Regions from separate parts of the Homo sapiens genome. Here region 2 is linked to region 1. The links are chromatin loops, found by intact Hi-C in ENCODE. Cell type or tissue: HCT116. All regions are shown on one strand. Each heading gives the region's core, and the rest is flanking DNA. Links, peaks and the distances in the headings are about the cores only. Region 1 has its middle 260 kb from the start of LINC02820. Region 2 has its middle 51 kb from the start of NTS.

The links. A loop is a pair of places that touch in the nucleus more often than their neighbours do. Peaks named below come from ENCODE experiments on the same cell type or tissue, not always from the same donor. Only the 100,000 strongest peaks of a DNase experiment are listed, where the experiment ranks them.
Region 2: it touches region 1 in a loop (4-fold over the local background); 8 of 110 quality-filtered maps call a loop at or near these places.

Annotation. Positions count from the first base shown.
Region 1 is chr12:85,565,837-85,581,947 of GRCh38, forward strand. It overlaps the pseudogene LOC101059974. Among named protein-coding and RNA genes, the nearest start is that of LINC02820, 260 kb to the left of the region's middle. In HCT116, for the core only: a CTCF peak has its summit at 10,045 (motif pointing right); a DNase peak (open chromatin) is centred at 10,085.
Region 2 is chr12:85,916,952-85,933,062 of GRCh38, forward strand. No RefSeq gene overlaps it. Among named protein-coding and RNA genes, the nearest start is that of NTS, 51 kb to the left of the region's middle. In HCT116, for the core only: CTCF peaks have their summits at 3,798 and 6,978 (motif pointing right); a DNase peak (open chromatin) is centred at 6,970.

The DNA of each region.
Region 1 (16,111 bases), core at 5,224-13,223:
ATATGCTTGATCTACTTGTTTTTGAAGAAAATATACAATTATTTTTCCAACTTTTGAAACACAAGATTATACATGCTTATGAAGAATGCCCAAGTTCATTTCTAACTAGCTAGATGATGATATATTATATGAGACTTGGGGTTTAATTCAGAGGATTGCCTGTCATTTTTCCAGAAATGATTATCATTGTTATCACTAATGAATTATATATTCTTATTTATTGATTTATCTCAGGGAATATAGTATTTATAAGCAGAAACAAATGAAAAGTAAACTTAGTTCTACTTCATATTATAAATAGCTTTCATAATAAAATAATATGCACAAAATATTTAAAGGATTATAAATACATAAAGGATTCATTGTTTTAAAAAATTCTATTTTCTGTTGATTTTTAACATATATATTGCTTATTAAACATGGGTTGTTCTATTAATGGAAAATATGCATTTAAAAGTTTGTGTAAATTACTTTTTTGGATTGCTACTGTAATATATGTTCATGGTGGGGCAAAAAAGTGAAACTTAAATTTGAACACGAAGAGTGAATGCTACTTAATTGAGTCAGTGTCAAAGAAAAGTGTTGCAAACAGAGGGAACAACATGGGTGGAGACAGGAGGTGAGAGAGCATGAGGCTCCTGGGAGACTTTAAGAAATTCAATGCTGCTGGATGGTTGGAGAGGAAGTGGGAAGTGATACCAGGTGGCGATGATGAGACAGGTAGAAATAATTATTCTTGATTTCCTCAGTAACGTTATACCAGAGTTTACCATAATTTTGCATCATTATGGAAAATACATGGGAATAAGGCAGTTTTTGAGGCAGAATGACAAAATAAGCATCCACAGCAGCAAAATATAATAAAGAAAAATGTGTTGGTTTTTTGTTTGTTTGTTTTATATGTGGCCTAAGGGAACATGAAGAATCAGTGATGAAGCCCAGGCTTAGTTTTGTTTTATTTTGTTTTGTTTAGTTTTGTGGGGGCAGTTGTGTAGACTGCCCTGCCATGACATTTATTATGATAGAAGAGGAAAAAAATCTATTAACGGTGTTTCAGGGACAAAGAACTGGTTTGGGAGATTTTTGGTATAAATTATCTCTAAGAAAACAAATTAGCAATGTATAAAAGGCAATAGCTACCATTTTCCAATGAAATGAACCAGGGGTCCTTGGAGAAATGGCAGATTCTGGTACTAAGGCAATAAAATAAAATAAAAGAGCATCATACATATAGTGCCAGAAAGTAAGAAAAAACTCAAAACAAACAAACAAAAGAGAATGAGGTTATGTCAAAGTGACACAGGAACCAATTTAAAAGAGCTCTCAATGGCCAAAACTAGAATAACTTTAAAAATAAAATAAGCAAGGTAGTATTGAATTATAACTCAAAATATAAAATAAATATACAGAAATACATATTTATATGGCCAAATTATTGATTAAATGAATAAATGAAGGATAAGGTCAAGTCTTCCTCACAGAAGGGTCCCAAATGATATTTATAAGTACTCCCTTAATTAGAGCCCAGAAATAGGTCCATATAAATAGTCAATTGATCACTGACATTGGAACAAAGACAATACAACAAAAAAAGATAAATCTTTTTAACAAAAGGTTCTGGAACAACTGGACTTCCACATAAAAAAAAAAAAAGAATCTAGATACAGACTTTACACTCTTTCCAAAATTAACTCAATATAGATCATAGACCTAAATGCAAAATGCAAATTTATAAAACTCCTAGAAGAGTTTTGAGGTAGAAGTGGCATCTTATCCCTGCCTGGCAATGGGAAGGCAACATTCCTTAAGCTCCAAGATGACTAGATCACCTTTGGAATATTGAAATTTTTATTAAGGGTGAAAGAAATCACATTTAGGCCCTATTTGACTTTAATCTAAAGTTAAATATATACACATAAGATTACTGGTGTCAAGATGTTAATTTCAAAACACTGTACAGTATTTTAATTACATGATGGAGCAGTTTCTTCCAGCATTGAAAGATTAAATGAGGGGTTGTGCACCCGAGTTGGTTGGTGCCATGCTGTCACATGATGCAGAGCAAGTTCTGTGGTACCTGTTCGAGGTGGAGGAGCTTGTTGAGGAGGTGCTGGTGGACAAACAGCAGATTGTGGATGTGGACACCGAAAGGAATAAAAACCCAGAGGGCCTGAGAGCCCTGCAGAATGGTCTCAGCCTCTCTGAAGATGTGGTTTGCCTCAGGAACATGTTTGTCAAGATGCCTCACCCTCAGGTGAAGGAAATGATTAAGAAAAATCAGGATCATCTGGATAAATAGAAATAATCCAAAAACAATGGGCCCAAGGCAAACCAGAGCCAAAGAGTTTTAACTTGAACCCCTTCAGTCAGGATGAACATAAAGCTCTCAAGTTCTTGAAAGGATGAGACACAAGAATAAGATGGGGTACCAGTGACCAGCTCCTCTACCTGGGGTCATGGAGGACCGAAGACCCTCCAACCTTGATGCCTGTAAGGACAGGCGCTCCTGTAAGGGATCAGGTGTAAAGAATCTGGCCATAGCTCCTGTACAAAGCCTCTTTGTCTGAAGTACTTGGGTGCTCTTTGACGGCAGGAGGGAACACAACCTGTCGGTGGCTGCTGGACCTCACCACGGGGGCTCAGTGGACATAAGATCTATTGACAGGCCCTGGCAGTCACCAGTGGGTGTGTGTGGCAGTGGCTGTGGGGTGTGAGAATGACTGCAACAGGCACTTCTCAACAATGACCTGCTGTTCACATGGGCCCTGAGCAGGGAGGAAGGGAGAGGGACAATGGAAGCTTTGTTCCAGCATTCCTCTTAGAAAGGGGAGAGACAATTTCAGGCAGGTGTAATGGAATTGGAATAAAGCAGGAGGCTCAAGGGTGGTTTCTGAGTAAAGGACAGAATCGTGGTGCTTTGTGGTTCACCACAGCCTTCCATGGGCAGACACACACATTTCTCCCTACTGCCTCCATTTTTGCCCCTTTTTTCCTACTTGCTTCCAAGAGTAGATGCTGCTTATCAGCCATCTGTGGCTGCTCTTTGGTCAGGAGGGTGTTGCAGAGTCCTGCACCAGGGATGAGTGAGTGGGTGTGCCCCTGAGCATATAACAGCATATAACGAGTGTCAAGAATGCTGCCCCACCACCTCTGAAAGCAGGGCCTGGCCAGCTCTGACTGCTCAGAGTACCTTCTGCCTTTAGTGGTCTGAGGTCCCAGTGTGAATGTGCTGTCAGGGCAAAAAAAAAAAAAAAATCAAATACGGATGGAAATACTTCTTCAACTTTGATTGTAAAAGTAATACAAATACATACCTAATGCTTCATGTCATATTTTATCTTTCTATTTAAAATCTACTATTAAACTAAGTTTGTTTGGTGATTTTTCTATGTCTTTGAATGATGATGGTCTTTCTACTCTGATAAATTATTCTCTATTAATGTAAATTACATGAAACTTTTCTTGGTTTTTATAGTTTTAATCTATTTAAACTTCAAAAATCTTCTGTCAACAGTTAACCTACTATTTATATAGAATTACAGAGTTATGTTTTATCTTGAAGTCATGCCATGTGACCTCAAGTAGAACAGGAAGCATACTGATAGTCATATTTTTAAAATGGGCAAGTGCCTACAAGTTGGGATACTTACAAAGGCTGGGATAAACCTTACCCGAAGCCAAGCTATGCTGGATTTAGTAATTTAACAACTGTTATTTAAATGCGATTAATTTTTCCCTTTAGAGTTTCTCAGGTATACATATGTATGTGTACCTGTATGTGTGTGTCTGCGTGTGTGTGTGATTATATTTGTGTAAGCAACTGAAAATAAATATTGAAACATTTAGACTGTAAGATCTATATAAAGGCTATGACCAATAACATTTTTCTGATGAGCTCTCTGCAGTTATGTTTTAGCACACTTCATGATTGTTACGTATGTTAGTTCTCTATTGCTGTATAAAATTTATCTCAAATAGTGGCTTAAAACAATATATATTTATTACCTTAAAGTTTGCATGGGTCAGGAATGTGGGCACAGCATAAGTGTGTCCTCATATTGATCTCAAAAGGCTGCAGTAAAGGTGACCAGGATTGTATTCTCATCTGGAGCTTGAGATCCTCTTCAAAATCATTCAAGTTTTTTGCAGAATTCAATTCCTTGTGTTTGTGAGATTGATGCTCACAGTTCCTAGAGGTAACCTTCTGCATAGGTAGTTCAGAAAATGGCTGTTTCTTCTTCAAGACCAGAAGGCAAGAATCCCTGCTGCTTCGAGTCTCTTCTTTCGGGGAATGCCTGGTTCTTCTTTTAAGAGGCTTTCTTGGTTATGTCAGGTCCTCCCAGGATGATCTTCCTTTTTATTAGAAACCTTATGTCTGCAAAATTCCTTTACTTTGCCATATTCATGGTTAAAAGCGAGGTAAAGTTTCTGTCTGCAAACAAAGAGAAAAGCTTATGCTTGGATACTTAGAATTGGATACTAGGGGTGGGGATCATGAAGACCATCTTAGAATTCTGCCTACCACAACTGTCATGCAAAACCAGTGTGCTCACTCTGCTGGTCTACTGTGTATGGTAGGGTAGAAAAAAATAACACTAGTTTCTCCTAAAATAAAATACAATTTGTAAATTCACAATATTTTTTCCTTTTTTAAATTTTCTATTCCCGTTATAGGATTCCTTGTAGCTTAGAAAAACACTTACTGAATTAAACTGCATAATTTATTGGTTTGGAGTTGTAGTTGTACTACTCTATACTGATAATTGAATAAATGCTCCAGATTCTCTTTTCATAATCTAAATGTTATTTGCCATTTTCTTCATACAATAAGCTGAGAAATATAAGAGGAAAAAATGCCTTATTTGAAAGTCTAAGAATTTTTACTAATATTTAAGGTTAGCGAATATTAACCTAGGTTTCTTAACAATGTTGGTCCTAATTAGATATGGCATTGAAAAACAAAATAAGTAATCTTTTAAACTTAACAGTATGAGGATACTGTGAAAGTCACTCTCTTTTTAAAAGTATAGACACTCTAAACCTTTGATTTCAAATATACAGAGCAGAAACAAAAGCCTCACCCAAGTAACTGTCCTCTGAAGCATTAGGAACATTTCCTACTTCAACACAAATCCTTAGCTTTAAGAGATTTTCTTCTATAGATTTACAACACTTCTCCCTCGAATGCGTATTTGGGAACATGGACTAACTCCATTTTTTTTTTGTTTTGTGTTCATGTGCAGATAAATAATTCATTGTAGCTACTACAATTCCTCTGAAAGTCCCTAGAAATTATATAACAGTGCAAGTATGATATAAAATATAAAAGACAGTAAGTGATGAGTATTGTTACTTTTACAACCTACTGGATCTCCTTATCTGTGTCTTAGTTTACACAGCTGAACACTATGATCTGTCTTCACGGTTTACAGCTCTAGAAAGTGGCTGCTTACTGAAGATATTCTGAAAAAAATGCTGTTTTTTCCTACTTTAAGAAAACTTTATATTTTTCTTTTTCTGATTTTTAAAATAATAAAATATAGCTGTTCTTGAATATTTATTGTTCCTCAATCTATCTTAGTTGCTGGCAATTTGTTTTCAGTGATAACATTTCTCTTACTATTCCATAATTTTCGAGAGAGAGAGAGACATATATATGTACATACAAAATGTACATATTCAGAAAAATATGCATATTTTACCCCCAATTTTTAGTGTTGCCTTTTTTTGTACCCAAGGCAATCTTCTGCAATGGAATTTAATTTTTAAATTATTTTTCTAGTGGAGGACATGCTATTGTTACAAAATACTGAATTTGATTAACATTAGTGGTATACTGAAAAATAGATTTAAATTGAACAGAATCAATGTCCTAAAGATTGAAATATGTCTTAACATCTAGGGACATTAAGAAACATATTCACCGTCACTCCATATAATTGAAGACATCAGTGTCTTTTTATTCAATGTAGAAATTATTATATTTTCCTTTGTAGTTCTTCATTTCATTTAGTCCTACTCTAAGCAAAAATAAAAGCACACTGTGAAAACACTTTAAAACATATAGCATTGTTATGGGTTGAACTGTGTCCGCCCAAATTCATATATTGAAGTCCTCACTCCTTTGTACCTCACAATGGTACTTAGAGTCTTTATAGAGGTTATCAAGTTAAAATAAGGTCATTAAGGTGTCCCCTAATACAATATGATTGATATCTATTTAAAAAGGGAAAATTTGGACACAGAGATGTATACAGAAAAAAAATGTGAAGACGCTGAGAGAAGACATCCATGTATAAGCCAAGAAAAGAGCAGTTTAACAGATACCTCCCTCACAGCCCTCAGAAGAAACTGACCCTGCCTTTACCTTTTCTCTGGCTCCTAATCTTCAGAACTATGAAAAAGTACATTTCTCTTGGTTAAGTCATCCAAGTTGTGGAACTTTGCTAAAGCAGCTCTAACAAACTAATGCAAGTTCTTTAAAATTGTATTATCTTGTGCTTATTAATATCATCTGGTTCTTCACGGTAACAGCAACTTTTGAAATCAACAGCTCCAGGAGACCATACCGGCATTGTCCAATGAGACATAGTCCTCCCTTCTACCTGGATTATTACTTATTGATCATGTCCTACACTCCGTTTGCCCTCATGGGCTTTGATTCCTTAATGTAGAAATTGTATACATAGCCTAGTGATTAAGAGATTTGGGGCCAGACTTTCTGAGTTGAAATACTGACTGCTTTATTTGCTAGCTATGAGTTTTTATGCAATTTACTTTGTCTATGTGCTTTACTAGCTGCAAAATTTGTGAGGCCTACTGCAATAGGATGATGTGGGTTACCTCATAAGAAATGCAGGAAAAAAGTGACATTAAATGTAACTAAAAATTAAACAGTTTTTAAAAATTTATTAATTATAAAATGTAATAGAGAACCATGATACATGAATAAAAACATAAATTTACAAACGAAAAACATTTTGGTGTCATAAATTTATGTAATATAACAAATAGTGAAAGATAAACAAAATATTGAAAAACAGATTTAAATTGAACAGAATCAAAGTTTTAAAGATTGAGATTTGTCTTTGTATCTAGGGATATCAGGGAACATATTCACTCACCAGGATTCTATATCATTGAAAATGTCAATATCTTTTAATACTTTATTAATGTGGTATCTTGATTAATCATAAGATTTTTCTGGATCACTTCTGCAAATTTGTTTATTAAGTCATCAAAACTTATACTTAAATTTTCTAAAAATATGTGTGAAAGTGACATCAATTGCTCTTGAGAAATGCAACGCCACAAATAATTTTCTATTTTGAGAAGAATATTTTTGGTAAACTACTAAAGCTATGTAGAGTATTTATGACTCAATACAAATCTATTTTATGTATTCTGAGTTTAGTTTTAAATTTAAACTTACACAATATTATTTTAACACTTCTTCAGAAATTCCCTGTAACTTGTAGAATCAATTTAAGAAACTAAAAATGGATTCATTATATATATATATATATATAAAGTTCAAAATGCCTGGTAATGCATTTTATCTTCGTATCTTCAATTAGGAGAGAAAATTTAATTTTAGAGTTGCTTTTCTTATTAATTTTAAAGTTATCTTTATTCCAAAAAGATAGTGGACATGCAAACTATTTTTCCTTTAGGAGAGTATGAGAGGAAAAAGCAGCTGACAAACATACTAAGAAGAAAACATCTGAAATTTTAATGAATTTTTAAAGATTAAATGTAAGTTATCCTGAGAATTTAGTTTATTTGAAGATTCATATGGAAATCATGTTCTTTTCTGTTCAATATGGTGATCTTTAAATTTAATTTTTATTTTTAAGACTGTTGATATCTGCTTTCCAATATTGCAGCAGTTTTCAAAACTGGATATTCCAAACACTTTGAAGAATTTTAGCCACTTCCTGGTACGTTTTATTACAACATTTATGTGTAAGTTTTATTTTTTAATTATTTGCTGACATAGTATATTGCCTGTGCATTAACAGTTCTTGTCCAGCCCTCGGTTTAGAGAGTTAATATTTGTGCACAAGCCACAAGGATGGGCTCTGGGGATGGACGATCCAGCCATACTCTCTCCATGGAGCCTAGTGCTGCTGATATATGGAGCCTCACTTCTCTCTTGTGGCTAGAACCACTACTGCCATCTCTACTGCATCTCACCATGGCTCCTAATCTGGACCCAGGTGCCACCTGGTTTTCTTGGGACCCCAGAATACCCCCTGAACTGGCTGAAGCCTATACCTGTGTGATGGGGCACCAGGCCAATTGCTTAAAGCCTAAGGCTCAAAATCCTGAGCCTGCACTTGCATGGACATCCTGAGGCCAATCTCCACCACTTACTGGCTTGCTCTATATCTCATAGACTTTACTTGTAATTCAAAAATAAAAGTATTAGGAATTTCTAGGTGGCAATAGCAGATTCTTTTTAAAAAATGTATTATTGATATTTCTTCTTTTAAAACTCATACTTTAAGTTCAAGGGTACAAGTGCAGTTTTGCTACATAGGTAAATTTGTGTTGTGGGAGTTTAAAACTAAGTGTGGGGCCCTTCTCAGAGTAATGCCCTATACTTTTTACTGTAGAGGTCACATGCCTATATACCTTGCCCTGCCCTGTCTGTGTTTGCTTACTGAACTTAAGGTTAGAATGATAATGCCTACGTTATAAAGTTGGTGATGATGCTAAATGAGATTGTAAATATGAAGCGTTTATAACAGAGTAGACCACATTTATAGCAAGCTCTCTGTAAATATAAGCTCTATTATTATTACAATAATGTGTGAGACACAGTCACTGCTTCAGACGTGTTTGTAATCTAGTTAGAGAGACAGACATGTGGACAATCCACTACAACAATATAATAAATAAATATCACTAGGCATTGGGAATATAAAAATGCCTTGTCTACAAGAGATCTATGGAAGTGAAACTGACATTTATATAATTATTGTTTAATATGATTAGTGTGAGCTCTACTTCCACTTAGGATGTAGAAAATCTCAAGACACAGGACAATGTCACTACTACTCTAATATCAAAAAAAGAAAATAGAAGAAAGGAAAAAGAGAAAGTATAATCTAAGAAATTATAACTTTTCTGAGCTCATCAGAGAATTGAGGTTGAAAGACAACTAGGTGAACTGAATTCCAAAAGGGTGACAGTCCCCTCCAAAAAGATGGTGTACATGCCAACTATTTTTCCTTTAGCAGAGTGTGAGAGGAAGAAGCAGCTGACATAAACATGCTAAGAGGGAAACGTCTAAAATGTTAATGAATTTTTGAAGATTAAATTTGGGAAATCATGAGAATTTAGAATTTCTCGAAACTTCAAACATGAGGTACCTCAGCACTTTCTTACCAGCCTTTTAACATGGGCCTCCACTGGGTGCATGTGAGAAAGACTGGGATCAGAGAAAAGAACCTGACAAGCTCCACCCCCTGTGTCAGTGGTGCAGGTATGCAAATGAGACTACAGTATTCAAATGGTGCTGCTGGAGAACAGACATGAAATCCAGACTCTAGGCAGAGGCAAGAATGCTCAGGGTTTTATATTTTTGCAGTAATACAAAGCAAAGCTACTGGGGACAGACAGGAAATGCACTCTTGGCCTAGACCCTCCTCATCCTTACAAGGCAGAGTTCTGGTCGGCAGGGGATTGGGAAGGGTGAGTTGCTGGGAGATATAAGGAATGCTCAGAAAGCCCCATCCTGGAAGGGTAAGTGTACAGGGCTTACCTAAGACTGAGGCTGGAATAAGAGAACTGAGAAATTTCCCGGCTCCTACCATAAGGCCTGCATGAAATAATAAGCAACAGCAGTAAACTGCTGAGATAACACTAGGAACATGGACAAAGACCCTTTCTGAGTCGTCCCTATGCAGGGCTGCTCAAAGCAACCATGCTGAGAAAAGCCTTCCAACACTCTAGATGTTATACAAAGCACAAGATAGCAGTAGTCCTCAACATAAGGACCCAGGATCATCTCCACTGATATTTAGGCCATAGCAGAAAAGTGCCACGAGATGGCACCAAACCTCAAACACTTCCTGAACAGGTCTGGATTACATAGCTGTACTCCTGGACCACCCATTTTTCTAGATGTATAGTCTAGTCCTAGTCATTGAATGTTTCTTGTCTGTCATTACAACCGTGCATTTAATATTAATGTTTTGCCTTTATTATTACTGGCCATTGTGACATAGAATATCTGTGTTTTTTTTTTAATTTGAGTTTTCTAAAACTATGTATTACAAAAGTGGTATGACTTGAGGAATGTTTTATATATGCAATTGGGTTGGAAGAAGTGATCAAACATGCACACAAACAGAGAGAGAAAGAGAGAAAGGGAGAACTCTAAGATGAAATGAAATAAATGTCCTAGTTGAATTTGTCAAATATATATATATATATATATATATATATATATATATATATATATGTGGCAAATACAGTGGCACACAGGAAATGAGATCATATGTCATGTTTTAGTGTAGTTTCTCATGATCCTCAAGAGTCCTCATGGGACATTAAGCTGTCACTAACATATTTGCAGGATCTGGAAAATGGAATTCTTGCTATATCATGGACATCAAGTAAGGATGGCTATTAACTCTCTAATGCAGAACTACATTTTTAAATTTGCATTTACTTTTAACATTTTTATGCATTAATGATCTTGCCTAAATCAATGATTACTTTGGAGATTATAAAATGGTGATTTGTTACTTCTAGGTTTACGCTGTTTCATTTTATCTCATTTTATTTTGATTCCAAGAGAGAAAAAAAATAATAAATGTGCATCATCAACCCACTGGTTTAGCCTGATAACATATCGGTTTAAAAGTCATTAAAAGGGGCCAGGTGCGGTGGCTCACACCTTTAATCCCAGCACTTTGGGAGGCCAATGTGGGCAGATCACTTGAGGTCAGGAGTTCGAGACCAGCCTGGCCAACATGGTATAACTCTGTCTCTACTAAAAATACAAAAAAATTAGCTGGATGGGGTGGCAGGTGCCTGTAAACTCAGCTACTCAGGAGGCTGAGGTGGGAGGTTCTCTTGAACCTGGGACTTGGAGGTTGCAGTGAGTCAAGATCACACCACTGAACTCTGGCCTGGGTGACAAACTGAGACTCCATCTCAAAAAAACAAAAGCAAAACAAACAAACAAAAAACTCAAAAGTCATTACAAGAAGAAATAAGAGATATTTTAGAAGAAAGATATAAAAAAGGCCTTTCCTAATATATATTTGATGATTTTCCAAGAGGCAAGAGTTCAGCTTACTTGTTCTCCTCATTATGTGGTTGGAGGTTGGGTGTATTAGATAAACCAAGGCAGGCATATTTTTAATTTATCACATTTCTTATCTTGGTCTCCGGGCTCTATATCACTTTATCCTCACTTGATCTCACAAAGTCTTCTATAATTCTCTCCTGTGATCCATACAGTACAGGTGCATTTGCCCCTTCTTATTCCTCAGACATATGCCACTTTGCCAGATTGTCATATAGCTTCCTTCTTCTTGTCTTTCATTTCTTGGATTCAGTGTCCTGTCCCTAGACTGTCCTTTTCAGACCATTCAATATAGAGTATCTGCTGCCTGCTCTGTGTTACAGGAGCCTCCTTAAAATCCATGCTAGCATTTGTGATATCTGTTTTTTGTTTTTTTCTTTTTTGGTCCTTTCCTGTCTTCCCCTACTAGAATGTCAGTTCCAGAATAGCAGGTGTCTTGGCAATCTATCCGTTTCTTACTATATCCCACCACCTAGAGTAGGATTGTAAACAGTGTTTTTTGTTTTTTTTTTAATATAAAAGCACCTTTGTTTATTCACTTCTTAAACTTTTACCTTTTCACTTTCTTATTATTAGGTATAAAATATGGATTTACATGTAAAAAAAATATTTAATGGCCCAGGAGTCCTGCTTCTTTTAGTGGCAATTGTAATTCGGTTCAACCCTCTCAGTAAGGTAGATTAAGAAAGTGTGTATCTGCGTATGTGTCTGTGCATGTGCACACATGTGCATTTGGAGTGCTAGGAAGACAATTATAGGACCAAATTCCAAAATAAAAGAAAATGAAACTTAGAGAAACATGAACCTGGTATTTAGCTCAATTTTTTCCTTTAGGAGTATCTGCCAATTCAGGAAGAAGTGGTTGGTGAGATCAAGAAGTTGTTGAGAGTTTTTGGAAAATTCATAGAAATGAAAATAAAAATTGGGTTCAAATTTTGCTAAGAGACATTGGTAATTCACCAACAGTTTTAATTAGGATTCTGATGATCTACACCCCTCAAATAAGGGGAAAATATATTTGCAACTTCTAATTTAAATTCTTGATAATATGAAGGTCACTCTGGTCTATTGATAGCCCTAGACACTTGCATAAAGAAAAATCAACCTACTCTAGAGGATAAGAAAATTATCCTGGACCTTAAATCCTTTTTGCATATTTTTATATTGAACCTTGCAAACAATGAAGAGCAACTGGGCAAATGAATAAACAGATGATGTAGCAGAAAAGAAGAGAACTAGAGAAATAATAAATAATAGTAAATAAGAATCAAGACAGGCCAGGCACTGTGGCTCATGCCTGTAATCCCAGCACTTTGGGAGGCTGAGGTGGGAGGATAACCTGAGATCAGGAGTTCGAGATCAGCCTGGCCAACATAGCAAAACCCCGTCTTTACTAGAAATACAAAAAAATTAACCAGGCATGGTGGTGTGTGCCTGTAATCCCAGCTACCTGGGAGGTGGAGGTTACAGTGAGCCGAGATCACGCCATTGCACTCCAGCCTGGGCAACAAGAGTGAAATTTCGTCCCCCCAAAATAAGTAAATGAATAAATAAAAAAGACCTACTGCAATGGTTTCTAGTAAGCAATGCAATGCATACATTGAAAGCTGAATAATCGCTTTCAGTGCATGCATTGATTTCCAAAAAGAGTAAGTCATAATTTCTTACTCTCCTCCCTCCCCCAGCCCATTTCACCTTTTCTCTATGAAAGGCAACCTCCTTGTTCCAGGGCTTATCCTAAGGTATCATTGTGCTCTTTGTCTCCTTTCTTTCTGTCATACTCTACACATGATTGGTTAGGAAATATTTACTTTTATTCCAAAATATAGACAAATACAGTTGCTAATAATTTCTCATCACATCCACAGCTACCACCTTGCTTCCCTATCTTACTGAATGCTTGTAGCCTCTGCTTACAGTCTTAACACAGCAGTCAGTATAGTCCTATTAAAGCATAAATAAAACCAGATTGCTGTTTGCTCAAAATTTTGCAATAGCCACCCTTACACTCAGACTAAAAGTAAAATCCATAAAATGGCTTACAATGCTCTAAGCCTTTCCAAATCCATGTCATGGCCTTAGAGACAGCTGTATGTCTGTATCATGTATTTATCTTACCCCAAATCTTCTATAATAGTGTGTATCATAGGATGTCAATTAACTACAACTCTGCATTTTCCTATAATATACATGTTTACAGTGAGCAGAGAAGTGTTTTGTTGACACTGAAAAAACTGCAATGAAAACTATATACTGGAAGGTTATATCAATCCTTTTTAAAAACCTTATGATTTTGGTAGCAGAATGATGTTTCAGTTGTCATCAATGAAGAAATTTTTCAGGGAATAGTGGGAAGGGGGGATGGTTACTAGGGGTAGTATGAGGAAGATCTTTGTAGTGCTAGAACAGTTTTTTTTTTTTTTTTTGGAGACGGAGTTTCGCTCTGTCGCCCAGGCTAGGGTGCAGTGGCACAATCTTGGCTCACTGCAAGCTCTGCCTCCCGGGTTCACGCCATTCTCTTGCCTTGGCCTCCCGAGTAGCTGGGACTACAGGTGCCCGCCACCACACCCGGCTAATTTTTTTTCTTTTTTTATATTTTTAGTAGAGACGGAGTTTCAGGGTTTCACCATCATGGTCTCGATCTCCCGACCTCTTGATCCGCCTGCCTCGGCCTTCCAAAGTGCTGGGATTACAGGCGTGAGCCACTGTGCCCAGCCGAACAGTTTTTAATTTTGATTATGTTATACAAATCTTCACATGTAATAGAATTGCAAGAACTAAATACACAATACACACACACATGAATAAGTGCATGTAAAACTAGTGAATCTGAAGAAACTGTGTATGTCTTACCTTGATTGATGGGCATCAATTTCTGTTTTAAACAACTAATAGTTTGCTTTCATCATTTTTGCTTTCATATAGTATTTTCTGATTATATAAATCTCCCTTTGAGCACCAGACAGCTATTTTATTAACCAATTTTAATCTCCTGATAGTCTAAAGATAAAAATAATTGTATATACACAGCTCTTAACTTTTTTTTTTTTTTTGCTTTTGAGTAATGTTTCATGATTAAAGCAATTCCTCATTGGACTCCAGAGAATTCTTTTATTGATCTATTTCAATCTAATGGTGGTTTAAAGATAAATAAGCTTGACTATAAAAAACTGTTTTGGAGCAGAGAAGCTAGAAACTAGAGCACAGCCCTGATTGTCATATAGTTCTAAAGACTTGTTTATCACACTATGTTTAGAGGTACATTTCAATTAAAGATTGTCAAATTTTGGAAGTTGAGCTTTTCCTAAAACATAGGTTCCCCAGAGCTTTCAGGGATCTATTTTGTTGTTGTTGTTGTTGTTTGTTTCTTTTCTTTTTCTACATAAATGCAAGGTATAACTACTTTTTAACTATAATTAATTTTCTTCAATCAAATTAGATTATGTAATTAAACTAAAATTAAAATAATGAAATAGAAGGTAAGACAATGCTATATGACTGTTTATTTTAAACCTTGTTTTAGCAAGATGAGTAATACATTAATAAATCCAACAACCTTGGTTGCTGTCACCGTGACCTGGACCCTCCTAGTCCACATCCTGAATCAGGATCTTGGACGTCACCCACAGTGGAAGCTGTGCCATGTGAGTGGAAAAAATGGAAACCACATTTTGATATTCAGTTCTGAGGAGGAAACTCTTTTGTCAAAAACAATTTGTTTCACAATTTTAATTTCAATTATCTACAGCCTGATAGCTAAAATGTGCTTTCCTTTTGTTTTGATTTGCTGAGGAAGCACAGATCAATCTACATGGCCACATGCACACAGCTGCCAAAACCGTTCCTTATAAAAAGGATAATTTCTACACAATGGGGAGAGCAAGTACATTTCCTGCCCCTCTCAAAATTATATCTGTCTACTTTGGCATAAGAAAATAATTCCCACCTTACTTTCCCAAATTAACATTAAATTTGTAATAGGTGAGCAAATTATATATTTAAATATCATGTATTATAAGACAAATAATTGAAATTTACCTTGATAGCAGTTTGGTTTTGCACAATTTTTTACACATAAATACATTTTATATATATATATCTTTTATATATATTATTGTTGTTTATAATAAACAATATTATAATAATAGAATATTGGTTGACTTCTTAAAACATTTAAGAAAAAAGAAAATCTTAAAAAATAATAAGCCAATTTTTATACAGCTTTTTATAGGTTTTTTGTTCGCAAAATAATGTGATAATATTTTATGTGGAAGACTTATATTCTTGCAATAACATTTACTAAAATTCTAAGTTCCATATACTTACAAAGCTTTTGACACTCAGGGAGATGTTATAAATAACATTAGACTAGATTCAAAATTCTAAAGTTTAGAAAACCATTGTCAATGGTATATTTAACTTGTAAATCTTTTTCTTCAGAAACAAGTTTTAAAAAGCAACCTGCAACTCTTTATATTCATATTTTGTTTAGTTTACTCAGTACATATTGATTGAGTGCTGAATTTTTTGTATGGACAAGTCTGTTCAGTACTACTGACACAGCAATAAACAAGAAAGAAACTTCCTGCCCTCAGGTATCTTAGGACAAGTGGATGTAATAAAATGAAAAATATTAATTGCTATAGAAATACATTGATGTTCCTTTGTGCATTAAACTTTTTATCAAAGTGATTACATGTCATGGTTATTCTTCCCCTTCCCCCTTTCACTTACACATTAAATTGATCTGTTAAAATTGACTGTAAAATCTGTTAAAACATAGGATTT
Region 2 (16,111 bases), core at 3,759-11,758, 350 kb after region 1:
TATGTTATTCATTCTTCCCTTGATGGACGTTAGGGTTTTGTTGTTGTTGTTGTTACTAATTATTTTCATTTTTATTTTTTTTACTAGAAAGCTGAACTACTTTGTAAAGATGTTATGACAATTTATAATTTCACTGGCTGTGTATAAGAATTCTTTTGTATCTTCACCTATGGTCTTATTAAAGACCTGTCAGTCTTTTTAATTTTTGCCATTCTCAGGTGTACACAATGGTATTGAATATTGGTTTTAATTTGCATTTCCTTGATAACTAATAAGGTTGAACACCTTTTCATATCTTTACTGTCCATTTAATATCCTTATTTTGAAGTGCCTGTTCAAGTCTCTTGCCTGTTGTTCTGTAGTGAAATCTTTTTTATCTATTTGATTCCTAGGTGACAAAATTACCTAGAAATCAATAAGAAAAAACTATACATGCTCTATTGATGATATGCACTATAAACATATTCTTAATCTAATTTGTGGCATCTTTCATTCTTAAAATGGTGGCTCAAAAGAAATAATTATTTTAATTTTAATGTAGTCATGTATTTGTAAAATATTTGTAAATATTTTTAATGCTTAATACTTCTATACTTCTTCTTCTTCTTTTTTTTTCATGGAGTATTGCTCTGTTGCCCAGGCTGGAGTACAGTGTCGTGATCTTGGCTCACTGCAACCTCTACTTCCCAGGTTCAAGTGCTTCTCTTGCCTCAGCCTCCCGAGTAGTTGGGATTACGGGCATGTGTCACCATGCCTGGCTACTTTTTGTATTCGTAGTAGAGATGAGGTTTCACCACGTTGGCCAAGCTGGTCTTGAACTCCTGACTTCAAATCATCCACCCACCTCAGCCTCACAAAGTGCTGGGATTATAGGCGTGAGCCACCGCACGCAGCCAATCCTTGTTTTTAAGACAACATCCATCATCTTGTGAATTTTTATTTTGTTATCTCCTAAGAGCTTTAGTGTTTTGCCTTTCCTATTTATATCCCAAATTGACCTTGAAATTACTTGTGTATCAATGTAGAGAAAGGATGAATTTTCTTTTTTTTCCAGATGAGTATTCATTTTTCCCAGAATTATTTATTGAAAGGCTTTTACTTCCCCACTATTCTACAGTGCCGAATTTATCATGAATTAAGTGTTCACTTACTTAGTTTATAGTGTGTAATACTCTACTCAGTTGCATTTAGCAATTTTCTATCCTTGAAGTAATATCACACTCATAATCACTTCAACTTAGTAGTAATCTTGATTGTTCATTAAACAAACCCTCCTACCTTTTTTTCTTCTTCAAGAATGTTAGTTATTTTTGTTACCCTTGTATTCCATTAAAAATTTGGAATTAGCTTGTCAAGTACCACACATACAAACAAAACCTGTAAGGATTTTTATAAGTATTGCATTAAATCTGTAGATCAATTTTAGAAAAATGAACAACTTCAAAATATTGAATTTTATAATCCACATACCTGGCATATCTTTTTTCTAACACTCCTTTAATCTCCCTCAAAAGTAAAAAAAGATAATTTTGCATAGAGCTCTTGCAATGTTTTGTTAAATTTATTTCTACATAATATTGTTATTGTTCTTATAAACAATAACTTAATTTGTTATCACTTCATAAAAATATACTTGATTTTTAAAAATATATTTACCTATTTAAGTCCTTTGTCCATTTTTGAATTGGGGTTTTTGTTGCTGTTTTAAGAGTCTTCTACAGATTATAGGTGTTAGTCCCTTACGAGACATGTGATTTGTAAAGCTGTTTTTTGTTTTTTTTTTTTCCTTCTGTAAGTTATCTTTTTACCAGCACCACTTTTACTGTTCTTTTACTATTGAATGGTCTTGGCACCACTAAGGAAGTCATTTGACCATATATGCCAAAATTAATTTCTGGGATCTTTAATCTGTTACAATGGACTGTAAGTCTGTCTTTATTCCAGTACCACAATGTTTTGATTACTGTAGCTTTGTAGTAAGTTTTGAAATAAGAAAGTATGAGTAATCCAATTTTGTTCTTTTTTGTCAAGATTATTTTGGTGATTTGAGGCCCCTTAGGTTACATATTAATTTTAGGATTTATTTTTCTATTTCTTTAGAAAACAATGTCGAGATTTTGATAGGGATTGCAATGAATCTTTAAATTGTTTGGGGAAGTATTGACATCTTAACAATTTGAAGTCTTCCAATTAAAGAATATAGGATATCTTTCCATTTATTGATGTCTTCTTTAATTTCTCTCATAAGTGTTCTGTAGTTTTCATTGTACAAGTCTCTCACTCCCTTGGTTAATTCCTAAGTATTTTCTTCTTTTTGGTACTATTGTAAACAGATTTGTTTTCTTAATTTTCTTTTTGGATTGTTCATTGTTAAAGTATAGGGTCACAAATAATTTGTGTTGATTTTGTATCCTGCTACTTTACTAAATTTGTTTATTCATTTTAAGTGATGTTTTAAGTAGAATCTTTAGGGCTTTCTGTATGCAAGATTATATCATCTGCCTTAGAAAGGAGCGTCACAATAATTTATCAAGAATTTGTCTCCATTTACTTCAATACTTTTATGGTGGTGAAAATAGGTTAGAATGACTATTGGTATATAAATTTAAAAGAATAATAGATAATTAAAGATATTTTGATGAGTGGCAGGTTATTTAAACACATTTGTGCTATAGATAAAGAAACTTAATGTCAGTTTATTTATTTATTTACTTTTGAGATGATGGAGTCTCACTCTGTCACACAGGCTGGAGGGCAGTGGCGCGATCTCGGCTCACTGCAACCTCCGCCTACCGGGTTCAAGCGATTCTCCTGCGTCAGCCTCCCGAGCAGCTGGGACTGCAGGCAGGTGCTACCACGCCAGCTAATTTTTGTATTTTTTTAGTAGAGACGGGGTTTCACCATATTGGCCAGTCTGGTCTCAAACTCCTGACCTCGTGATCCACCCGCCTCAGCCTCCCAAAGTGCAGGGACTACAGGAGTGAGCCACCGCGCCAGGCCTGATGTCAGTATATTCAAAAGCTTCGAGTTCTCTGACTGTGGAGTTAACCTTTGCTCCTCAGTTACTTTGAGGCATTGTAAATCCTGGGGCCTAATTCACATGGACCTCCTTTAGAATAATCAAAGATGAGATAAAAATACAGAATATTTTTATAGCATTTTAATTATCTTGGAAAATAGTCAAGTTAATTACTCTCTTTAAAAACTAAAAAACACAACTTCATTTCCTGATCGTACCGGAAAAAGAGAACCTATAAGTTATCTTTACACATTCCAATAATCTTTATTACATCACCTTATATGGCATTTTAAAGTTGCCATTAGCATAACTTATTGTTGTGATTGTATATCTATAAATAATCTTATATTTAGGAGTATAAGGCAGATGGGTTTTCTTGCACAATTCATAATTTCAAGGATGTGAACAGAGAAATAAAAATGATACAAAGATAGGTGCATAGATTATAGGATCTAATTTTGGAATTATAGACAAATTTCAGAGATGCACGGAAAAGACTACCTGTGACGATAAGCAAATCTAAAGAGGGCGTTTAAAATATATTTTTATTTTTTGCATTATATTGCCACCTAGTGGTTACAACAGATATGAAAAGCAAAGCTTTTATAACCTTTGATGTCAGAAAGCCTTAACAGTCAACAAATACTGAAAAGAGAGAAGAGATGAATACATTTTAATGTTACTTTCTTTTTTCATTTTCTCTGCTCATCTGCTTAGAGAGATAATCACTAGTTCTGTGGAAGGCAGGAGGGGAAATAATTCAGACCCTTCCCACTAGCAGTGACTATGGCTAAATTTCTGCTTACATACTTGAAGACAAACATACAGCATCAACAGGATATTAATTTCTTTATAAAGACTATACAGTCTAGACAGTATTTAATAAGAATATGTGCCCTACTAAATAACTCTGGCTTTTATTCTAAATAAATATTTTTCTTTTTAATTGCAAGGAGCCCTCAGTTTAGCTCAGAATTCCCTTGCTGAGCCACCATAAGAAAATGGTGCTAATACAAAATACAAATACAAAATAGTCTCCCCATCCCCTATTTCTCTATCTTTTTGCTGTATCTGGCCAAGCTTTGAATAGTCTCCCCTATTCAAATTTTTCAACTCATATGAAAAGAGAAATGCCAATTCGTTCTTTAACATTGTAGGCCAGCATTTCTTGCATAATATTATAACCAATAAAATTTGAGCTCAATGAATAATGACCATATATCACATTATATATTTTGAATTTTAAAATTAAAAAATTATATTTATATATTTATTTGTGTCCAAATTGGAATAAAAATAATTTTATTTATAAAAATAATTTTCATTTAATGAAGTTTAACAGTACAAAATAAGCTATAAAGCTACCACCTTTAAGTTGTTCATCTCCTTACCAACTAGTATATAAGGTCATATATTTTATATATGATTTTCTGAGGCTTAGTAGAGAAGGAAACCCTGGAAATTATAATATACTTAGAAAACCTGGTATATGTCCAGGGAAGTCAAATTTGTTAAAACATAATAAACATTTATTAAATAAGTGAAGGAATGACTAAATGAATGGATGGATGTATGGATGGACGGAGGGAAGGAGGGATGGATGGATGGATGGATAGATGGATAGGTGGGCTGGCAAACTTATAGAAAGAGGATTTCTCCTTCCATGAGTTCAAACATTAGACATTAAAAAAAAAAGTTCTCAATTTTCCCATGAATGAAACAGATGTCTTTATATCCTTGCTCCTTCTAGGAAGGCCCAACAGTGCCATTTTAGAAATTCTTTGAGAGAGAGGTGCCACTTAAAGTAAGCAATCCCCAGTTGCTCAATCTGACAAATCACTGCAAATAATAACATGTTACCAAAATTAGCCTCCCCCATGCCCCCCAAACAGGATATCAAGCAGTCTGGTAAGAGATATACAAATAGAAAATTGTTTCAAGGGATTTAGGTTCCAAAAGTGGTGGTGGTGGTGGTGGTGGTGGTGGTGGCGGTGGCGGTGGCGGTGGCGGTGGCGGTGGTGGTGGTGGTGTGTGTGTGTGTGTGTGTGTGTATTTATAGGCTTCTTGTGTCTTTGGAAAAACCATGTCATAGGACCTCCTAATTTACCCTGCGTAGGAATTCTTGTAAGCATTTGCAGTGCCCTGGTGCTCTTTGCCGTGTAGGGTTTCCTAAAACCTCTACTGATTAACTGTTTAATGTGGGCACTTTTTAACAAGAGAGAGTCCAGAATACAATAAGGGAAGGATAAAAATTTATATTCCTGACATGCACAGTGGGACCAGGGCCAGTGAGTTTTTTTCTGGTGAAAACATGCTGGCAAAATATTTGGCAGTACAATTAATGAAGACCTTTAATGAACTAACCAATACTAAGAAAGAATTCAGTGAAAAATTCTGTCAACAACTTTTCTAATAAGCCACACTAATAGAGAACTAGGATTTCAAAATGAGTAACTTTTCAGTAAAATTCCTTGATAAACTTTTTTTTTCTTATGAAATGCTAATGACTAAACAGTAAATATGTACAGCATCAAAATCCTTGGTGAAATCACAGGGCTATTTCAACTATAATGAAAACCGTCACCACTCTACAAAGAGAGACCTCATGATTTGCAGCAAAGTATCTGTCTGTTTTCTATTGCTGTTGTAGCAAATTACCACAAATTCACTAGCCTAAACCACACAAATTTATTGTCTTACTGTTCTGAAGGCCGGAAGTTTGAAATCAGTCTAAAAAGGTGTATTAGTCTGTTTCTGCACTGCTATAAAGATACCACCCGAGACAGGGTAATTTATAAACAAAGGAGATTTAATTGACTCACAGTTCCGCATGGCTCGGCAGGCCTCAGGAAACTTATAATCATGGCAGAAGAGGAAGCAGGCATGTCTTACATGGTGGCAGGCAAGAGAGAGTGAAGGGGGAAGAGCCCCTTATAAAACCATTAGATCTCATGAGAACTCCCTCACTATCAAGAGAACAGCATGGGTGAATCTGCCCCCATGGATCCAATCGCTTCCCACCAGGTACCTCCCTCAACACCTGGGGCTTGCAACCCAGATTATAATTCAAGATGAGATTTGGGTGGGGACACAGCCAAACCATATCAGGTAAGTCAAGGTATCTGCAGGGCTAGCTCCTTCAGGAGTCTCGGACCAAGGAGTCTGCTTCCCGGTCTTTTTCAGCTTCAAGCAGCCACATGTATTCCATGGTTTGTCATCTTGTAGCCTTTCCTCCATCTTCAAAGCCCATTACTCCAATTTCTCCTTACTTCATTAGGTAGCCATCTCTTCTGACTTTACTCCTCCTGTTTCCCTTCCAGAATAATCCAGGTCCACTAAATAATCCAGGATAATCTCCCTATTTCATAATCCTTAATTTATTCACATCTGCAAAGTTTCTTTTGCCAATATAAAGTAACATTCACAGGTTCCTAGGAATAGGATGTGAATATATTTGAGAGCTATTATTCAGCCTACAATGGTCTCTATGTATCTGAAGTAGATAGCTATACATATTTATATAGAGGGCAATAAATTTAGGGTCAGTTAGTAATTTAAATTATCATAGAGATATTTATGAACCTTGATAATAATTAAGCTCCTATTAAGCTCCTATTCATTCCACTTTTCAAAATATTGAACAATAGATTGCACTTACATTTTAGTATATTTTTGTCAGGTTGTTACTCTCTTGAACATTTCATTTTTATTTTATCAAAATTTCTTTATGTAAACCAGAAGTACCTAAAGCTGTACATTTTTTCATATATTCTGATATAGTTTTGCCATTTTCCTTTTAGGTAAATATGTTACCATGGGTTTCCTTTGAAAGTCAAAACTCTAAAATTACAAAAAAATTAAAAATATACTCAAGAGGAATAAAATTAATGAGGAACAAGCAGATATGAGGCATCTACATTAAAGAAGTATCAGGGCAGCATAACTATTTTTGACCACTAGGTGGTATTCCTAATCCATAAAACTGTGATAAAACATGTTCTTTAAGATTTAATTTCTTTTGGAAGTTTAGTCATTTTATTATTTTTGGACTGATTTTTAATGTGAGATTTAGATTAGCCAAACAGTGGTTTCTTACAAAAATACCTCTCCATTGAATTTCAATACCACAGACATACTTTGCTTTAAACAACCATGTTTTTAAAATACAGGACAGGACTAGAACAGTTTGTTGGCTGTTTCCTCACAGTTTATTTACTTCTTAATTGTAAGTTTCTGTTGTAAAGTACCATAAAGTTAGTGCAAACCAAATAATTATTATCTAGTCTCCTCCCCTGAAACACATAAACAAGTATCAATACAAAAAATTAACATTTTTAAATAATACTATTTATACGTTTACATCTTAACACTGTTAAATTTTCATAACCCTGAATATCATGTTCTTAATGGATAATTTTTAAATCAGATAATAAGGTATATAGTACATTTCTTTGATATTTTCAGAGCTTTAAAATAATACAGAACCATGGCTTACAATAGATCTCTGTGATGCTGCTAGAGCACTACTTATCACATTTTCATACATGTAAATTTCCAAAGAGCAAATTTTGACAAGAGTGTCAGCAGAATGGCATTTTTAAAGGTCATACTGAGTGTTACCATCTTTGCTACACATAAATCTTTGTGAAAATACAATTACAAGTATTTTTCCCTAGCTGCTGATTAATTAAAATTTGTTTTTTACAAAGTCGAATTCATTTAAAAAAAAAAAAAATCAGATGCAATATCCCGAATAAAAAAGGGAAGAAATCAACTGATTTGCAGTTCAGAGGGATTGTATTTTTTAAAAAATTGGGCAAAGCATTTAAATTATGAAAGAAAGATTAATGGAATTACAGTAATTTTCTATTAAAACTCTACTTTTGCTTGTAATTACATGTGACTATTGTGATTGAAAATAAAATTTTCAGTCATGCTAATGAGCCACAATCTGTGACACTGAGAGCTATACAAGTAGATTTCTCCATTATATCTAAAAAAATTGCAGATGAGTAACTAAACCTTATGCTGGAGCCCTGTCTTTGGTGTCGCATGTGAAGATTAACATTTTATGTAAGATCTGCAATGTGTTCATATTTTAGAATAAAGAAAGAGTTTTGAAAATTATTGACGTAAGTAAATAAACTGAATTTCAACTATGTTGGGACATGATTCAAAGGCATTCAAAATTTTTTGAAATATATTTTCTGATTTGATTTGGTCTTTTAACAGTATTGAGAAGTTTGTAGCTCAACTGGGAGGTAAATTAGGTTATTTTGCTTACTCCCTACTGAAAATAGCTAGAAACATTGGAGCATGAAACCAAAAGTGTACAAGAGCTATATTTCCTCCATAGAGCAAAGATCTAGGAGAAGAAATAATTATGGAAACGTGAATGGGCAACCTCAAACTGAGGGAGGAGACCACCCCTCATATTGTCTTATGCCCAATTTCTGCCTCCAAAGAAAGAAGTAAAACTAAAAGGCAGAAATGAAATCCACAGGCAGACAGCCCGGCGCCACACCCTGGGCCTGGTAGTTAAAGATCGACCCCTGACCTAATTGGTTATGTTATCTATTGATTACAGACATTGTATGGAAAAGCACTGTGAAAATCCCTGTCCTGTTCTGTTCCGTTCTAATTACCGGTGCATGCAGCCCCCAGTCATGCACCCCCTGCTTGCTCAATTGATCACAACCCTCTCCCGCAGACCCCCTTAGAGTTGTAAGCCCTTAAGAGGAACAGGAATTGCTCCCTTGGGAAGCTCAGTTTTTGAGCCATGAGTCTTGCCAATGCTCCCGGCCGAATAAAGCTCTTCCTTCTTTAACTCAGTGTGTGAGGGGTTTTGTCTGTGGCTCGTCCTGCTACAAAGCCAAGAGAGCAAATCAAAACAACATTGCATCCCAACAGGAATGATACAGATTAGTACTACCCTCAAAGTCATAGAGAATGCAAGAGTAGCGGTTTCCATCATCATCCTATTTAATTTACCAGTTAGGTCCCTTTAAAGATTGAGTGCACCGTAGCAGATGAGAGTGGACTATCACAGATTCAACCGAGAGGTTACAACTGCAAGGCTGGTTGTGGTATATTTACTAGAGCATGTCAACATTGCCTCTGGTAAATGTTACATGGCTTTTAATTTGAAAAATATGTTATTTTCAATATCCTTTAGGATAGAAAACCAGCAGCTTACATTTACTTGGAATGGACAACATATACATTCATGGTCTTGCCTTTGGGCTTCGTTAATTCACCTAATCTCTGTCACGGTATAGTCTAATGGAACATTGGTTATCTATACATTTTCTTGAATATTAAATTTATTGGACCTTATGAGCATGAAGTCACAAATCCTCTGGGAATCTTGGTAACACATGCACTCCAGAGGGTGGGAGACAAAATTTCAAAAGATTCAGGAGTTGACACTTTGGTAAAATTATTAGGATTCAGTAGTTTGGGACATTCTGGTACCTCTTTTCCAAATTGAAAGATGAATTATTGATACTTCAACACTATACTACTTCTAAGACAGACATGTAATTAGTAGGTTTCTTTGGCTTTAGAGTTAACATATGGCTTTGATCTATTTACTGAGTGATGTGGAAAACTAACAGATTTATATTAGACCCAGAACAATAAAAGGGCTCTGTAGCAGTCCAAAACGTTGTATAAGCAGTCCTGCTATTTGGGCCTTACAATTAAGAATATGTCATGATACTTACTAGAAGTATTTGTTGTAAAGCTACCATCTGAAACATCTGATAAGTGCCATTAAAAAATTACATCCTAGACCCCTAGGTTTCTGGAGAAAGGCCATGCTAAATACAGAAGGGAAATGTGTATCATCCAAATAACAGAGCCCTGCATGTTACTGAGTCTTGGCAGAGACAGGCATCTAACCACGAGTTAACTGACCATATGGCCATAACTGCCCCTTGTAAGCTAACCAATTGAAGATTTACCAAGTCAGAAGACATAAGCAGCAATAAACTATCATAAACATGGAAAAATGGACTTGACACATTTGGGATCAGGCTCAAAAAGGTCTAGAGAGGACAAATGAGTTTCACAAGCAACTAGTCCTGACTACTTGCATATGTCACCACTCAGGGCCATTATGTGGTACTGTGTCCTCAATAAGCACACATTGGTTCAGGACCAAGGGTTGGTGTTCTCTCTCATGATCACTCCAAGTTATCCATTTGTAATTTGGGGAATTTATTCCTTCCTGTTTAGGTATCTTTCATTTGAGAAGTCCTATTTCCAGAGAGAAGAATGCTTTCAATGTGTAACACAGTAAGAGTCCTACTAAATTTAAAAGTCTGAATGATACTTTTCACTTTAAGTTCCTTGCACCTGTACAACAGCAGGCAAAGTTACAACACTGCCAGAAATAAATGACCCTGAATTTTATGAGGCAGTAAGTCTGCTGCTACTTAATGGATGCCCTGGGGAATTTATTGATATACTTGCCCAGTACAAGTTCTGAAATCACAAACTGTTAAAAAATGGTGACCAGATACTAATCTCCCTCAGAGATGAAAGTTGGGGTTACCCCATCAGCCCACTTATTTTACATAGTCTAACAGAAGATTTGGTCAAGGGGAAAAAGGAAATTTGGAATATGTGTTGAAGGTAGATCTAAATTATTCATCACTTTAGGGGTTTTACATGATAATAAATGGAAAATTAATCCATAATTTCAACTTTTGGATATTGCTATGGTTTGGATGTTTGTCCTCTCCAAACTTCATGTTGAAATTTGGTCCCCAATGTTGGAGGTGGGGCTTAATGGCAGATGTGTTGGTCATGGGAATGGATCCTTCAGGAATAGATTAATTTCCTCCTTCAGGGGTGAGTGAGCTCTCACTTTATTGGTACCACTGAAGCTGGTTTTTAAAAAGAACGTGGCACCTTCCCCTTTCTCTTGCTTCCATTCTTACCCTGTGAACTGCACATGCTGAGTCCCCTTTACCTTCTACCACAAGAGGAAGCAGCCTGAGGCTCTCCCCAGGTACAGATGCCCAATCTTAAACTTGCCAGCCATCAGAATTGTGAGCCAAATAAAATATTTGTTGTTACTATTTTTTTAACTTTTATTTTAGGATCGGGGTACACATGCAGGTTTGTGATGTAGGTCAACTCATGTCATGGGGGTTTGTTGTACAAATTACTTTGTCAGTCAAGTACTAAGCCCAGTAACCAATAGTTATTTTTTCTGCTCCTCTTTCTCCTCCCACCCTCCCCATTCAGGTAGGCCCCAGTGTCTGCTGTTCCTCCCCTTGCGTCTGTGTGTTCTCATCATTTAGCTCCCATTTATAAGTGAGAACATGCAGTATCTGGTTTTCTGTTCCTGCATTAGTTTACTAGGAATAATGACCTCCAGCTCCATCCATATCCCCGCAAAGGACATGATCTTCTTTTTTATAGCTGTATAGTATTCCATGGTGTACATATACCACATATTCTTTATTCAGTCTACCATTGATTTGGAAAGAAAAACACATATTGTGTTTTAGAAATAAGAATTTCAAGTATTGCATATAAAAGCTGCTGTTTAATTATTCAATGTCTCAACAAAAGTCATTTAATGAATGAGATTAAACCATAGATTATACAATAGAACTTTAAAACTTAGGTCATCACCATTGCTGTGTAGATAATTAATGTTTTACTTATGAGATGAGACAGTAAGAGAGTGAAAGGAAGAAATGAGCTCCTTAAATTTCTTTCAGTTCTTTGAATGTACAGTATATTAAATATATCTTTGTCACTTCTCAATTGAGTTTAGATATATTATGTGGTTCCTATTAAGATTTCTTGCTTCTCTTCATTTTGCTTTAGTTTTCATGATTTAAAACTGTTTCTGTTCAAGTGGTTAATCAGAATGTTTGTTTGTTAGGTTAGTCACTGAGGCAAAAACTGTCTATGTGGAAATTACAAGGGAAAATTATGAAATTTATTCACTATCATAGTTCACTACTAAACTATAGTAATTATAGTTTAACAATTTGCAGTTTTAATATGTAATGATAGAGTGTTTCATTGAAATTATTTAATAGGAAAATTCTGAGCCTCTTATTGTTACAATAGGGATTTTGTTATTTAAAGCAATGGTAACTAGAGCAAATTTATTAGTTTTTCATTCCTGGAATGAGACATGAATATTTGAACATACTCTTTTATTGATATGAACATAATTTAATATGGATGTATAATTTGTATATCATTTCCTCATGTAATAAATATGTCTTTTGTTTAAAATTGCAAAAAGGTTTTCTAGAGAGAATATAATGGAAATAGTGACAATTATTCAAATCTAAAGTATTTTGAATTCAATTATCTACATTTTCAGAATGAATGTATAGTAAAGGGGCTCAATTCTCTAATCTCATATAAAACAATGATAAATTCTCTCAGAAGATTTAAGCAGTGATGAGGTGGAATGTTGCTATGCTGCTTATTGCCAAGAGTTCCACAGCTTCCCATCCATTCTCCAGAATCGCATCTTCCATATTCCCTTTGACAAGTGACTTCCTGTTGGATTTTGCCAATGAACGCTTAAAATAACGTACATAAATATGTAGGTAGCATGTATGTATGCATATATGTATGTTTTGTGGTTTTTTGTTTCTAAGTTACCTCTGCTGTAGTCAGACAACAAATTCTGAATTATTTCAATGCTTTGAAATCTGTTAAGACTTACCTTATTGCCTTACTAAGGTAAATGTTCCATGGACTTTTGAAAATCATGCTTTTTTCTTTTTTTTTTTTTCATTTGCTAGTGGGCTGTTTTATTAACATAATCATGAGTCTAAAGAAACATGAGGACATTTCCAGGCGTTGATATAAAATGTTTTAATTTTACAACATGATACCAGGAGCAACGTTTATAGTTCTGGTACTATATCTTGATAGATATTAACAAGTTAGAAAATATGCAGTATAGAATGGTACCTGAAGCTCTGTATAACTATGTGTGTTCCCTTCTCTACATATTATGACTTTTAAATGTCTATCTGACCTATCCAGTTTCATTATTGTTCTTTATACTTGTGAATGATATAATTATGTAGCTCTGAGGATTTCACAAATACATTTGCTTTATAACAAATATATGTCACTGTATCATTCATGCAGATATATTTTTAATTTTTGACAAATTTATACTTCAAAGATTACCGATAATGAACTTCAAAATGTTTTTATTACCAATTTTTAAATGTATATCTAACCCAATCATTGTAACCAAAAATGCATACTCTACTATAGTTTATACTTTTTAAGTATATTTATAATGGCTGAAAAGACCAATTTTTAAAGGAATAATGTTAAATATAAGTAGTATTTTTGTAAATTTCCAGCTATGAAAAGCTGAGTATCAGATTAAAAAGCCTTAATCATCAGAGATTTAAGTTTACTGTGTTAAGAACCTCAATTTTTAAAACTATAAAAACACACTTATGTACTTTTGTTATTAATTCATTTTTTAAAATGAATTTCATTTTGATGAAAGAATAAAATGTATGAGCTATATTTTATATGGAAATTAAAGTTGTAATTATTTAACTTCTGTTGATACGTTAAGAATACATATTTTCATGTGATAGTCATTTTGAGGCAATTATCCAGAATTTCCTAGATACAGTAGTGGTTGTGTGGAAGCATACAAAAAAAAACCCAGAAAATCAAGGGTCATATAAGGAAGTCTACATTATAAAAAGAATTAATATTTGGGTGGCCAGATATATGAAAATTTATTGATAACACTAAACAGTAAATGTGTATAATTTCATCTACATAGGTAGAGCACTAAATAATGAAAATAATTAAGATGTAGGATATTAAGCAAAAGATAATCTGTAGAAGGCCTAAGAATCCAAACGTCCAGATATAATGGGAAATATTTTCCACATAAAAATGAAGGACAACAGTCAGTAGTAACTCAGATACCTACATATGTCAAATATTAATATTTAATCTCTTGACAAAACCCCTCAGTTTTAATATTTAATCTCTTGACAAAACCCCTCTAACAACAAAACAAGTAGTTTCAAGGTGGTATTCACATATTTGCTATAAAATTAAATGTCAAGATGTTTGACTGATTTCTCACGATTGACATCCAATAAATAGTGGTTTGTTTTGTGTGACTTGAGTATTAATATCCTAAAATCTGTTTGGGATTGTGAAAACTCAGTGTATAAAAGACAATGTTAAGAATATTAGGGAGAAAAGCAGACTAGAACTTTGCAACACTACATTTTGGGGTTGGTCTCCATCAACAAATATTATGTGCATATTTATATGTATCAAAATATACATTTAAGTTGCTTCATTAATGGAGCAAACACCTTCAACTTTCTCAATCAACAATCAGGACAGATGTGACAAAATTAAGACAATATAAAACCATAGTCTTCATGATTTACTAAGTTTCCTGAAATATATTCTGGGAATTATTACTGTTGAGATAACTTTAGATCCTCAAAATTAATTTAGTTAGAATTGCTTCTTATCTAATTTATGTATGTCACAAGTGCATCATTTAGAGCACTTAAAAATTAATACAATACTCAATACCGTGACTCACTGAAGATTTATACTTCTGCTTCCTGAAACTTTTGTTATTACCTGAGACTAATGCGGCAAAAATGAACAGAAACCATTCATGTCTTTAGGATACATCAGAATACAAGGAAAAGACTACTGGCTTGGGAATCAGAAATCTCCCTCAGACTCTACAGTCAAAATTATCTTTGAATCTTCACAAATACAAACATCCTGGCCCTCACAGTTTTGTTACTTTTTCAAGGGGTGAGGGCTTTAGGTATTGATTTAATACCTATTTTATGTCCAACAAAATATTATCTCATGATAATTTTAGTCATATCATATTAATATAAATAGAAAACTTATTAAATAATTTTCAAAAATATTTTGTTATAATGAAAATTATGAGAAATTTTTGTAAGAATTAGGCAAGTGTAGGCTTTATTTACTTTTTAAAAAATCTAATGCAGGTAGCCGATTTAATATTTTATTTTTTAACAGAAGGTAAACTATTAAAATAGGGATCATTAAAATGTTTTAAAGCTACACACAATATCTACCTTTTTAAACTTAACGAAAGTAGGGCTGTATTTAAAAATTAATTTTCTTTCAACTGTTCTTTCTTTAGGTAGTAACTAGAAAAGCCAGGTAATGTGATGTCTCCAACTTTATTATTATTTTTCAAGATTGATTGAGCTATTGTAGTTCCTTTGTGTTTCCATATAAATTTTGGAATCAGCTGTCAACGGTAAATTCTACAGAATTTCTTTCTTTTTTTTTTTGATTTACATTTGAGTATTTTGCTTTTGGGGTAATTTTAAATGATTTTTTTTTAAAAAAATTATGTGTCCTTTTGTACCTTGCTAATATACACAAACACAATTGATTTAATGTGTTTGTCTTGTATCGTAAGATCTGCATAAACTCACTTATTAATTCTAGGAAGTTTATTTTGTTGATTTTAAAATAATTCTTGAATATTTTGCATAGATAATTATGTCAGCTGTGAATAGGAGAATTTTTAGTTCTGGCTGACCAAACTATATGACTTTTATTTTGTTTTCTTGCTTTATTCCACTGGCTAGAACCTCCAGGAAAGGGTGAATGGAAGTGATAAGAAAAGTATTTGTATTACTCTTGATCTTAGGAGAAAAGTTTCCAGTTTTCACTATGAATTATAATGTTACCTTTATGTTTTTTGTAGATTCTCTTAATCAAGTTTTGAGAGTTGACTTCTAAAACTAGCTTGATAAGATTTTTTGGAATAAATGGGTATCATATTTTATCAATATTTCTTCTTTACATGTTTGGAAAAACTTGCCAGTGAAACCAATGGAACCTGGCTATTTCTCTTTTTTTTTTTTCCAGGTTATACACTATTATTTAAATATCTTTAATAGTTCTAAGACTATTCAAGTTATCTACTTCATCTAAGGTAAATTATAGTCATTGGTAATTTTCCAGGAATTGGTTCAATTTCTCTAAATTATTAAATTCTTTTACAAAGGTTGTTCATAATATTTTTCTATTGTTGTT